2 separate regions of the Mus musculus genome follow, and region 1 is linked to region 2. The links are chromatin contacts, found by Hi-C or POLR2A ChIA-PET in ENCODE. All regions are on one chromosome and are shown on one strand. The core of a region is the stretch at or near the end of the contact, and the rest is flanking DNA. Distances in the headings are between cores, read along the strand shown.

Region 1 (3,802 bases), core at 51-2,550, 87 kb before region 2:
CTGTGAGCAGTATGCAGCTTCTACCATATATAAATATATGCACGTTATATATGTGTTTATGTGTACAGATATGTGCATGTGTGTGGATATGTATATATATGTATGCACACTACAGTTACTTATGCATTTGTGTATTTCTATGTGGACATGTAAGTACATGCATGAACATGCATTATGTGCATACATGAACATCTATGTACACGTATGTACATGCATGATCATGTGTGTACATGCATGTACATACATGTACATGTACTAGATATATATCTGTATCAACATACATGTACAGTACACATGTAAGTATATATACATGTGTTTTATAGACTCGTCTAAGCATGCACATATACAGGTCTGTGCATGTGTGCACACACCTGTTTGTATACACGTATGTGTGTGTATGCTCTCACTCTACCTTCCAGTCAGTCAGCTCAGTTGTGTTGGCCGATGGGACCTCCTGGTCCCTCTACCTACCCTTGGTCTAAGCTGGAAAAACTCTACCAACCCAGAGGAGCCCTGAGCTCGCAGGGCAGCCAGCCAGGGGCTTCTCAATAGCGCATTCATCCCAGCTCTCAAGTTTAGCCAGGAAGCGGGTGGGAGGCAGAGAGAAAGAACAAGAGAGTGTTTGGAGCGCTTGGGAGCCTGGGTCGAGGCAGGTGTGCAGCGCAGGCCACTGAGACCACAGCACAGAGAGAGGCACTTTCAGTGCAGGGATTAAAAGGTGCCAAATATTTGGAACACCCTAAGACCAGCTGCAGAAAGCTGGGGGTCAGAGTGCTTGAGGCTGCATAAAGTGCGGATTTTTCCATAATTATTTAAATATGTGTTAATGAGTACTAGGACCGGGTGGGCGCATACCCATTAAAGGATTAAAAATGGAGGGAAAACGAAAGGGCAGCCTGGCCAGCTGGCCACAGTCAAGGTGCATCTGGGGTCAGACACCTCAGAGGTTCTGCTGGCGCGGGGACCTGGACCTGCACATTGCCCAGTGGCAGGCCACAGAGCTCCGTCGTCTCATCCGAAGCCAGCAGAGGAGGAGCTGGGGTTCACTGACCAAGACCCGAGGCCTCTGTCCATCAAAGCTTGCCCATCGTGAAATAGTGTGGGGGAGGAGCCCTAGCTGGAAGGCCAGGGGATCTGCTCTAGACCCACTAGACCCACGCATGAAAGAGGCTGACCTCTGAGCAGGAGCGTGGCCTGGGCCTGCCCTCAGCCCCTGACTAGAGGGGACAACTGAGCGCTTTCCCTGGGAACACTGATGGCCAGAGCATCAGCTCTGTAGAACCAGGGAGAGAAGGGGTGGGAGCCGCACTCATTTTGCTAGGAGTGAAGAAAACAGAAGAATGCCATTTCAGTCATTTTTCTTCCCTCTGTAAGGAAATGGAGAGTGGAGTCCAAGGCGGCGTGTTCCACCCGCACCTTCTCTGTCACAGGACCTGGCCACATTTCTGAGGATGTTTTGAGCCTCCGTCCTTTGAAGGTGTGTCACCTGGTTTTGTGCCATTCGTCCTGGCATCCCCAGTCAGACCGTGCCAGTCTCCACTCTGCAATCCATCATGACGGAAGGGTTGCCCGGCTCAGCTATTTGTGAAGACCTGAATAAACCCCCTTTTAATCCAAAAGCAAACTCCCAGAGGAACGGCCTGAAAGGGCCTTTCATAGCGTGTTTTCCAGCTCATACATTTTGAGTTCCTTGAGACTTCTCTGGGTTGTCTGCCCTAATGGTCTCTGAGCACATTCCTGATCCTGACTGCGGCTTGCTGGTCTACTGAGGTCCCCAGCATCAAAGGGGAAAAGGGAAAAAGCTCATACGGGCTGCAGGCTGGGCGGGTTCGTGCTGGAAGAAATGCACGCACGCACAGCTGTGTGGCGTGTTCTCTCTGCCCTGTTTGAAAGGAGCACTTCTCTGAATGATGTTCTCAGAGCCAGGTGAGTGTCGCACAGAACTTGCCCGTGGGGGATGGCATCGACGGTAGAAAGCGTGTGCATGGAACTGAACACTGAATCATGGCTGGCTTCGGGCCCACTCGTGACTTGGTGGGTCGGTTGCCCTGAGCTCAGGGAAGGTTCCCTTAGAGAACAAGTTTGAGCCTGGTGCTTTGGTGTGTGGACAGTGTGAGTCTGTCTGCAGAGTTCTGAGACCTCGCTCATATGGCCACAGCTAAGGCAAGCCTGTTAACAGAAGCTGACCCACTGTGGTCTCTCCAGCACAGTCTAGGGTGGTTGGCTCTGGCTGAGGGCATTGACTCCGCTGGGCTTCATCTGTTGTCACAGGACAGCAGTCGGAGGGGAGGGAGCATAATACACACCCTTGAGGGATGATGTCATTTTGAATTGTTAGACCAACCCATGTTTATTGAAATATAGTTTTCTGGGTCTTTTTTTCTATGCATATCTAACTGGCATTCTGACAGTTCTAGCTCCATGAAGCACATTGAAAGGTGGACCCACCTTGAGCGTTTCTTACGAAACATTGTGCACAATTGGTCAAAGATCTGGTAGAGTTCTCCAGCAGAGGAAATCTCAAGGTTTTCCCCAGAAGTTGGGTGTGTTGTAATTGTAGCTTCCTTGACCTCTGGGAGTCTCTTCAACATCAGGATGTTTACGTTGCTGTAGGGAGGTGATGGCGAGGCCCTCTTCCCGATTATTATTCACATACGTGAATATTATTATTATTCACATACGTGAGTGGTTACAGAAACAGATCTCCCCTCTCTCCCTCCTTCCACGGCTTCCGTCCTCACCCCTTCTTTGCCCCCTTCTTTGTCAGGGTCTTGAACATGCCAGACAAGCATCTTACCACTGAGCCACACTGCCAGACCTCAGTTCGTTGGAGGAGGAGCCTCGCTGTGGCCTCCACCCCCAAACACAGGGACTATAGGTGTGTGCCACCACTGGCTGAGATTTCTAACCCTCCAGTTCCCTGGACAGAGCTCCTGGTCATGACATCATCGTTTTTGTTTACTGTTGGGTTTCCCGTCTCAAGCTCTGCCTGGAGTTTTTGATTTCTGTGTTTCTGGGGAGAGCCGTCTGCAGTTTTCTTGTCATTTCTGACTGGTTTTAGTGTCTGGATGACCCCGTAAAGTGGGCCGTGAAGCAAGTATGTTCTCATCACTCAATTTACTAAAAAAAAGTTTGTGACTTTTTTTTTTTTCTCCTGTGCTGGGATTAGAATCCTCTGTTGGGTGTGCTGGACAAGAGCCCCACCACTACGCTACATCCACGGGCTTTTACCAAGTTTTGAGACAGACTCTCGGTAAGTTTCAGGGGCTGGCCTTGAACTTGTGATCCTACTGCCTCATCCTGGGATGTTGGGACTGTGCCACCGGGCTGTTCAGTGGAGCCGTGTGGGCCTGGAGTGTCCTGGGGAGGGGGGGGGGTCACGCCTGTTTGAGTGCCTGCTCCTCAAGCCTCCTTCCCTGCATCCCCCTCCCCCCTCTCCCACCCTTCCTGCTCCCACTCCCACCTCTCGCCTGTCACTTTAGCACATCACACCTTCTGAGCACACTGGCCACTTTCTCACGCCTCTGTAAGTTGAGCAGTGATGTCAGCACTGACCTCACGGATGTCACACAGCCTGGCCTCCCTCTTCCTGCTCAGTCTGGCTAGCTGTCCATCAGTTTTATTAATCTTATCAGAGTCACCTCTGGGGTTCCCTGGAGTTCTCTATTGTTCTCTGCATGCCTGGCTGTAGGCAAATGGCTTCCTCTTCCTGCCTTCCCTAAGTCTGAGGAATTCCCTGAGATTGTGTGTGTGTGTGTGTGTGTGTGTGTGTGTGTGTGTGTGTGATATCTGTCTGTCTGTG
Region 2 (3,578 bases), core at 32-2,531:
CGTGCGCAGCGTCATGATGGTCTCCACGCTGAAGCCGGGCAGCCCGTTAGGCGCCGCGGCGTGGTGCTCCGGCAGCGAGCCGTCTGGGGAACCTGCGGGCGTGGAGGATGCGCTGCGCGGACTGGCCTGCAGCGCTCCCTCGGGGCTCAGCGTCTCCACCTTGGTGATGACCGGCAGCGCGGGGGACGCCGCCTCGCTCTTAACCACGACTTTCTTCTCGGCCTCCTTGGGCCCGTCAGCTACCGGGGTCCCTGTCGGAGCGCCCTTGGCCGTGGTCGAGGGCGGCTCCTTGAGGTGGGCCCGCTCCTCCTTGTCCTTGGGCACATCCTTCTTCTTGAAGCGCCGCCGCCGCCGCAGGAAGCTGCCATTCTCGAACATGTTGTAGGAGTCCGGGTCGAGCGTCCAGTAGCTGCCCTTGCCCGGCTTCTTGTCGTCGCGCGGCACTTTCACGAAGCACTCATTGAGTGACAGGTTGTGGCGGATGCTGTTCTGCCAGCCCTGCTTGTTCTCGCGGTAGAAGGGGAAACGGTCCATGATGAACTGGTAGATGCCGTTCAGAGTGATCTTCTTCTCTGGCGCGTTCTGGATCGCCATGGTGATGAGCGCTATATAGCTGTAGGGCGGCTTCACCAGGTCCTTGGGCGCCGCGGGCTGGTGGTGGTAGGGCGCGTAGGAGCGGCCCATGCCGGCGCCGTACTGCTCCGGGTGGCCGGAGTAGACGCCCATGGGGCTGGCCATGCCGCCGTAGCTGCCGGCCGCCCGGTAGTAGTTTTGCTCACTCAAATAGGGTACCACTCCCAGGGCGTTGGGGTCCGATACCGAGTAACGCGCCTGCATGCTGCGTCCCAGACGCCCGGTCGCCGCCTGCGCGCACCGACTGCGGCCCGCGGCGAGCGAGGCCCGGAGCAGGAGAGCAGGAAGGGACGGAGCGATGCAGGCAGCCCCGACTCGGGGCAGCCTCGCGGTCCACGCGCGGAAGACGCCGGCGCTCGGGTTCAGCCGACCGGGCGGATCGGCATCCTGAAGGGTGCACGGCAGGCGGCCCCGCTGGCCGCGCACTCTCGGCTTGGCGGGTGGCAGCCCTGAGCTGGCGGCACAGACGCCACGCGCGACCGTGGAGCGACACCAGCCCTTCCGAGTGCTAGAAAAGGAGACAGCGGCTCTCGGGGCCCCGCCAGGAGAACTGCAGCCCGCAGCGTCAGCGAGCTAGGGTCCGGAGAGGCTGCGCGGCCGAGCCCGGAAAAAGAAGCAAAGTCCCTTTTAGGGATTGGGAAAAGTTTCAAAAGTCTTCTGGCTCAAAGCGAGTTTTTACTTTCTTCAGGCCGCGCCCCCTCCAGGAAGTTTGCACCAATCATCTGGCAGCTGCGAGAAGGATGGCACCAATCAAAACGAGGAGCGCCTGAATCCGTCGGCTCTAAGACCCAGATGCTCTTAGCCAGATCTCCCCCCCCCCCAGCTCAAGTTAACTTGAGGACTTTTAAAAATGAGTTACATCTTATAAAATTTTATTTTATTATCACATTTTGTTTAACGAGACCACGTGTCCAGAGCAAAAATTAAAAACCCTGTTCCTTTGGAAAATAAAAAGAAGTTTAGTTTGAAATATAACATCGAATTGATGAAGTTGGGCAGAGATTTGCCCCCAAGACCTTGTAAGTAGGAAAGAGCCTGGAGATTTTTTTTTTATTATTATTAATGGATGAAGAGGCGAATAATTAGATTTCTTAATTATCGGGGCCTAGTTGTAATGGGTTCAGAGCAAACGGACTGAGCGTGTAGGGCCTGTTGAATGCAGTGATGGATAATTCACAGGACGCTTCCAGGTTGAGGAAGAGCCCACAAAGGAGGCCGGGTTGGAGAATTCGGTTCCTCTCCCCTTCACGACGGGGTCGGGCTGGGAGGGAAGGCTTAGTGGGAATGCCAAACTGGGAAGGTAACACCTAAGGAACCATTGGTCCTTCGTCTTCGCTGCTACTTAGGTGATCCATCTGAGTCCTCCAAACAATTTCGTGGGGTTCAGGGAAGCGCGTGAACCCAACTGTTGCTTTCCTGGTCTCCTCTCCCGCATAGACGAGGGCTAGCTTTCCCTGCCATCCATCCCGGCCTCTCCCTTCTCCCCACCTATGAAAGCGCTGTCTGGAGGTTAGGACAAGGCAGCCAGCCCCCGGGAGCTGGTGTCCCCGTTCGGCGTGGGGAGCTCCAAGCCTGCACTCCATCGCCGGCTTCGTCACTGGAAACGCAAAGGAGCGCGGCACTGTGTAGCCTCGGACCCGCTTCCCTAGCTGTTGCCGGGGCCCGGCGTGGGTCCCACTCCGCGGTCAGCATCTTTGGGATCCTGTAAATTGACTGTATTTCAGGCTGTTTGTTTTACTGAGTTTTGATAAGGTGAGCTGAGGACCAGGGGCTCCTTAGAGGGCCTGGTAACTGAAGGACTTTTTTTTTTTTTAATTTTATGCCAACCTTGACGCACAGCGACTCGGAGTTCCCCGACCTTCAAGCGTGCTCCTTCCCTCTAGGAATCCCGGGGACAGTTTGTTTATTTGTGGACTGGTATTTATTCCTTCAACATCTCCAGTCGTCATCGGATCCCTGCTCGGTCCGCTTCCTCAGAAGCACCGAGATGTCCCTACGGAATGGCTCTATGCCTCGCAGAACCTTCTGGAAGTTGTTGGTCCGGTTGGGTAGGGAAGAAGGCGACAGATAAAACATTTGTCTCAGTCTTTCTTCTTCTCCGACCCCCCCCCCACGCCACCACCATAGCCCCCCACCCCCTTTAGATTTTCGGCAAAAGGCTTTGAGAGATTAGAACTCACTGTTTCAGCTTTGGCGGGTGAGGAAACTTTAGTGGCATTGCTTGACGTACCGAAGCAGCAAAATAGGTTTTATGTGTGCTACCTTTGACTCGAGAACCAGAATTTAAAGGACAGGGCTGCACAGGGCCCCCTGACCTGGATGGAGAATCTCGGGAAACACATTTTTGTGGGTGTCCTGGATTCTTTTTTTGACTAATTCCTCTCTCCCCTCCCTTAAAGCAGCAAAGTCAGGCTTCTGGTGCATGTCCGGTGTAGATCTGGGTAGGGGGTTAAGCCTTCCCCTCCCCTCTCAGGGACTCACTAAGAGTTATTGTTCCAATGTCCTTAGTGTGTTTTCGTTCACTTTTTTTTAAAAAAATAACTGTGACAGAAAACGTCTTGCCCCTCATGAAACTCGTGGCAAGTAGTGTTGAATTTTTCTCACGATGTTGCTGAAAATTCCATTCACTGATCAAGAACAACCCCCTCCCCATGGGCTTCCTACAGGGGCACAATTTACTCTGCTTTTATGAGGTGTGTGTGTGTGTGTGTGTCTGTCCCCGTGTTAAACAGCTTTATCAAAGCACGGGGCAGAAACCGAACGCCTCAGACTATGAAATCTAAATTGCCATAAGCCACTTTCTGCCTGCGTATGCCAAATTTAAACCAGTGTCTTCTTAAAAGAACTTTGGTTTAAATTCTCAAATGGATCGACCCACGACCCCTCTCCTAAAGAAAGAGTGGGGGCTCCTGGGGAGGCTCGTTCCTTCGCGCAGGACCTGGCCT

Evidence for each region. A loop is a pair of places that touch in the nucleus more often than their neighbours do. ChIA-PET counts read pairs that join two places held with the same protein, here RNA polymerase II (POLR2A).
Region 1: a loop to region 2 is called in a map of T-helper 17 cell, with 2.7 times the contacts of the local background. The contact joins the promoter of 5033426O07Rik here to the promoter of Foxc2 in region 2. A Hi-C loop is called at or near these places in 23 of 37 maps with a recorded cell type or tissue (CH12.LX, ES-E14, Patski and 10 more). POLR2A ChIA-PET finds 5 or more read pairs at or near these places in 1 of 5 experiments (Patski).

The regions. Positions count from the first base shown.
Region 1 is chr8:121,200,994-121,204,795 of GRCm38, reverse strand. It overlaps 5033426O07Rik (a long non-coding RNA gene), which reads left to right and starts at 1,300. Exons shown (of 3, transcript XR_388120.3): 1 at 1,300-1,926; 2 at 3,170-3,253.
Region 2 is chr8:121,113,874-121,117,451 of GRCm38, reverse strand. Foxc2 (forkhead box C2) reads right to left here and starts at 1,281. Exons shown (of 1, transcript NM_013519.2): 1 at 1-1,281. The coding sequence starts at 837.